2 separate regions of the Mus musculus genome follow, and region 1 is linked to region 2. Evidence: chromatin loops called from intact Hi-C (ENCODE). Cell type or tissue: heart. All regions are shown on one strand.

Region 1 (2,500 bases), 280 kb before region 2:
TTTATGTTTCATCTCATTAAACAAACAAAAAAAAATACCCAATGTCTCAAAATGTTAAAAAGCAACACAGTGTATAAATATTTTTATTTAAAAAAAAAATTGTGACGCCACCATTGATTGAAAGATGACAACAGGGCAGCTTCAGCTACAAAGCTGTAAGCCATGACATTAGAGCCTGTCCACAAAAAAGAAAAAAAAAAAAAAGAAAGAAAACAAAAACAGCAACAAACAAAAACACCCTATCTTGAAAAAAAAACAATTTCTGCAATAAAATATGATTAACATTATTCTATCCACAGTCCCAGGTAATTTGGGCATATAATTTACAACTGCTTATCAGATGATTTTTCTAACTTATGTATTGCTCTGTTCTCAACTTAAACCATTCGTTAAAAAATAAAAGTAAAAAATATTTACCTCTGAATATTTCCTTAAGTTATAACATAACCCACACTATTTTCCTAAGTAAACAACTGAGGAGATCTCTTCAACATTAAATTCTGAGAACCAAGGCTAACCTCTGAAGTCTACTGGCAGTGACAAAAATCCGTCCGTTAAGTCGGGGTAGCAAGGAAAAATAACAAAAATAACACATACTCCACTTTCTACTCAATCAAATTACGCATCCAGCAGTTCCAAAGCCCCCTCCTATCATCCTCTCGAATATTTGATCTTGTATCTTACATCGAACTGAGATGTTTCAATTTACAACTGTGAAAAGAGTGCTAATCCGGTCTGAAGCACAGAGCAGTAACCGGGGCCCAAATCGTCTAATAAATAGACTGCGGTGGCCAAACGATCGCAAGCGTACAATAATAAAGAAGTTTTAAGGTTACCCAAGAAGCGGCCGTTAGAGACCCTTTCCGGCCATAGACACCGGCCGGCGAAATGCGCGGAGGCGGGGAGGGGGAGGGGAAAGGCGGCGGCGGAGGAGGAGCTGGGAAGGGAACTAGGCCCGTCCCTGGTGGACGCCGGGCCTCCGAGTAGCTGGAGGGTAGGGGGTGTCCAAACGAGGGAAAGGTGACCGTCTTAACTGGAAGAAAGAAACGGCGTGTGCGACACCGCGGAAGAGACGATCTTTCGCGAAAGGAACGAACGGGGAACTGGGGGGGTGGGGGGGGGGGCGGAAAATGGATCCCAGGCCCAGGCGGGGCCGTAGCGGGGCCTGAGCCGAGAAACGACGGCGTTCCGTGAAAGATGCCACGGGAGGCTAGATGAAGCCCTAACAGCCCGCGAGGAGCAGAAAAGTCTGGGAAGCGTTTACCTGGAAAGCTCCTGTTGTATTTCCCGGAATTTACTGACCACGAAAGACCTGAAAACCTGCTCGATGTCGGCCGCCATGGCGTCCGCTCCGTTCTCTCAACTACTCCTCGCTAGTCCTCCAGGCTCCCAGCATGCCTCGGGAGGAGGCGCAGCGGCCAATTCCTTTTATCCCTTTCCTGATTGGCTCGTGAGGGAGCGTCCGCACGGGCTCGCTCCACCCACGAGCCAATCAGCGAACACCGGCCCGCTCTCCTCCGCTGTTTCTGAGCCGCCGGGGTAGAGCTGCTGACGTTTGCGCCGCGCACGAACTCGGCCGCCATGTTAGTGGTTGACGCAGGCGCCATTACAGGAGAAGTCGCTCCCGAGGCGACCGCGACAGCTTCGGCTGTTGATCCCCTCAGCCTGCGGGGACTCCTAAGAGGCTTTCTATAGGGAGTAAATGCCTGAGATTAGAGGCCATGGAAAAAAAAAAAAGCTGGGGGACGAGAAAAGCCTCGGCTTGTCCGGCACGGAGCTCGAACGCGTTTGTTGCAAGCGCCAAGTTTACTTTGGTCAGGGAGACGTGCATGAGAAAGAAATCCCCGTCCCGCGTCCCCACTATGAGTTGGAAAGGAGCCATTCCCATTCTGCCTCGATGCTTGCTATAACCGGCCTCGCGTAGTTTTTAGCAAAGGCTGGAGCGTCTGAGCGACCTGCGTTCTAAACGCAGTGCGCTTGAGCTGCTCCGGAGTCCAGCCCTGGCCGCTCCGCCCTGGCGCTTGGTGAGCAGCCACAGTCAGGCAGCCTCGGCTCTGCCCCCAGTGTAGGAGGCTCTGGGGTAAACGCAGGGACCTTAAGTGACAGCCCCTGACGAGCATCATCAGCTCTAATCGTGGTGCCAGGGATTCTGAGCCCGGCTAGGCAGCGGGCTCCGACCGCACCCTAAGGCGGGAGGAACCCCCACGGGTCGCCTCGCGGGCGGGGACCTAGGCGGGCTGCGGCCAATGAGCAGCCGAGTCCATCGGAGGCGGGGCAGAGGCCGGGGCGCGCTGGATTCCCCGGGCCAACTTCCGGCGGGTGCGAGTGGCGGGTGCGAGCCGGAGCTGCGTGGCGGGGCTTGCAGGTGCGTGAATGCCTTAGTTCTTAAGATGATGCGTGGACTGCCTAAACGCTTTGACCCATGGGTTTAACCTCAGCGACCGGTGCTACTCTTGAAACGAAACTGGCGTGACTGGCGAAAAGCCCACGTGCTTTGCAC
Region 2 (2,500 bases):
CATATCATAGAAGACAGTAGTTAGATGATGGAGTGGTCCAGCATCCTTGGCCTCTGCTCATCAAATACTTGTAGCACTCAGCCCATCATGTGACCAGTACCACCCTCCATACCCCCGTTCCCCAGCTCTCTACAAAGTCCCCTGGAAGTGACTGCTCCCAGACAGAACCCTTGCCCATCTCTGGACCAGGGTTAGTGGATTGGGGATGGGTTAGAAATGGGTAGGAAGATAATGACTAGAACTTGGTGCTAGGTTGGCCATCCAGTGAGGGCTGTATTAGGAAACAAACTTAATCCCCAGCATCCTGGGTTAGGTATCTGTTAATAACAGATAAGATTTAAGTTAGACTGTGATATTGTTTTCCTAGGGTGGTGTGCCAGCTAGTAGAATCACTTGGGAAGAGAGGGTTAATGAGGAACTCTCTAGTTCAGGTTGATCTGTAGGCATGTCTTGGGGGTAGCTGTCTAGGTTGTTCATTGATGTAGGAGGATCCAGCCCACTGTGGGTAGCACCATTTCCTAGTCTGGGCCCTGAACTGTGTAAGAGTGAAAAAGCTAGCAGGCAAGATAGATAGATACATAGATAGATAGATACATAGATAGATACATATATATAGATACATAAAAAAATAGATACAGAGTGTCTCTTCTCTCTGCTCGTGACTTCGGGTGTGACAGGACAAGCTGCTTGTGTATCTAACTTGACTAAAATGATGGACTGCAGTCTGGATTTGTGAGTCAAATAAACCCTCTCCTCCCTAAGTTGCTTTTTGTGTGAATTTTCTCACAGCCGTAGGAACAAAGCTAAGATAGGTAGTATGTGTGATGGTTAATATCACCTGTCAGTTTGTCTGGGGCATACTTGGACCAACATCAGTCTATGTGTTGCTGTGATGGTCATGTTAAGCTAAGATTAACATGTAGGGCAGCAATCCTTGAGGAAAGCAGATTGAGGAAAGCCTCCAGCTGCCCTCAGACTCCAGCTGCAGCGAATGTCTTCTCTGGCTCTCCAGCCTGTGAACTCCTGACTTCCTGTTCTCATGGGGGGCATGAACTAAATCTCTAAGAGAAAATCAGCCACGACTGAGGCCTCAGCTCTGTGGAAAGGGATGAACTGTTGGAAGCAGTAAGAAGGATTTCCTGGTTGGATACGAGCCTGGAAAAACAATGGTTACATTCCTTGGCCCAGCAGGGTCTGCTGCTGACTGTGGGCTGTTGACTTTCCTTTTTCTTTCTCAATTGGTAATTTCTGGGATTGCTCCATTTAGTGTCTGAAGCATGAACATGACCTCTTCTCTGTCCAGTATTTCCAGCTTCAACTACTAAGTAGCTGGCTTCATGGCTGAAGAAAAGTTACGGTCCAATCCATCCCGACCTCTGCCGTATCAGTACGTGTCCTTCCTATGTGATCTCTGTTATATTCAGTTCTGTCCCTGTCCTCCAGATCCCATGTCATTTTGTTTCTCCTTCTTCCAAAGCTGTCTGAGATTCACTACAATAACCCCTCCCCCAGGATCTGTGGTGAACTGACCCAGATCCACAGATGCCCAAGTTCTGGATACGAAGTGACAGATTATTCATACAGAATGCACACCCCTCTTCTCCATGTTTAAACCACCTGTAGATCACTCCCAACTCCCAATACTGTGTAGATGCTACGTCAGTACTTGCTCCACTGTGCTCTGCAGGAAGCAATGGCAAGCGGCATCTGCTCACGTTTAGAACACACCCAATATTTCTCTCGATTATCTCCTGTCTAGGATTGGTTAACTCAAGGGATTTGAGGTCCAGAGATGCAGAGAGCTAACTAATTGTGTTCGTGACTCAGCCAGCTGAAGTTTGGGAAATGATCTGGAAAACACACAAGGTGTTGTGAAATGAAGAGATGATAGAAATTGTAGGGGGCTTTCCCAGATAGAAAGCTGTGCATACTTTCCCGGGCCCCTCCTTCGGGTTCACTGGCAGGCTGCCTGACTCAACCTCTCTCATTCTTGGCAGCCGCCAGTGTGAGGAAGCCTTCTGCCAGAGCTGGGTCTTAGGTCAGTACTCCCAGGAGCATTCGCTCTGCTTAGCGGTCAAGGGCAGAGCATAGACCAAAGATCCCCTTGACAGAGGCCTGTGGGCTTCCTCTGTCTCCCCCGAAGTCTGTGTTTTCCAAACTTCTGCTCCAGAAATCAGTTTAGTGAGCCTCAGATATAGGGGCAGGGGGAACAAAATCATGTGAGACACTACGGGCTTGCTTTGCATTTGTGTAATGTGTATGGTCTATGTGGTATGTAAGATCTGAGTGTGTGCCTGTGTGCTTTGTGGTGTGTAGTATGTATGTTTTTCATGGGGAGAATGTCTATGGAGTATTTGTAGAGTGGTGTGTGTGTGTGTGTGTGTGTGTATGCATGTGTGTAAGATGGGGTAGAAAGGGGAAACTGAGGGGACCCAGGAAGGAAAAGACCCCTCTGCCTTTAGTGTCTGGTTTGCATTTCTTGTTTCCTGAGTCTGGAGGG

The links. Hi-C counts contacts between places; a loop is a spot of excess contacts. Peaks named below come from ENCODE experiments on the same cell type or tissue, not always from the same donor. Only the 100,000 strongest peaks of a DNase experiment are listed, where the experiment ranks them.
Region 1: a loop joins it to region 2, with 2.3 times the contacts of the local background. A loop is called at or near these places in 2 of 42 quality-filtered maps.

Annotation. Positions count from the first base shown.
Region 1 is chr16:91,646,749-91,649,248 of GRCm38, reverse strand. Gart (phosphoribosylglycinamide formyltransferase) reads left to right here and starts at 2,277. Exons shown (of 22, transcript NM_010256.2): 1 at 2,277-2,365. It overlaps Son (Son DNA binding protein), which reads right to left and starts at 1,425. Exons shown (of 12, transcript NM_178880.4): 1 at 1,265-1,425. The coding sequence starts at 1,341. In heart, no CTCF peak of the experiment used is centred here; DNase peaks (open chromatin) are centred at 958, 1,458 and 2,208; H3K4me3 peaks cover 2,500 bases; H3K27ac peaks cover 1,991 bases.
Region 2 is chr16:91,362,270-91,364,769 of GRCm38, reverse strand. No RefSeq gene overlaps it. Among named protein-coding and RNA genes, the nearest start is that of Ifnar2, 9.3 kb to the left of the region's middle. In heart, no CTCF peak of the experiment used is centred here; DNase peaks (open chromatin) are centred at 1,119 and 1,989; H3K27ac peaks cover 1,296 bases.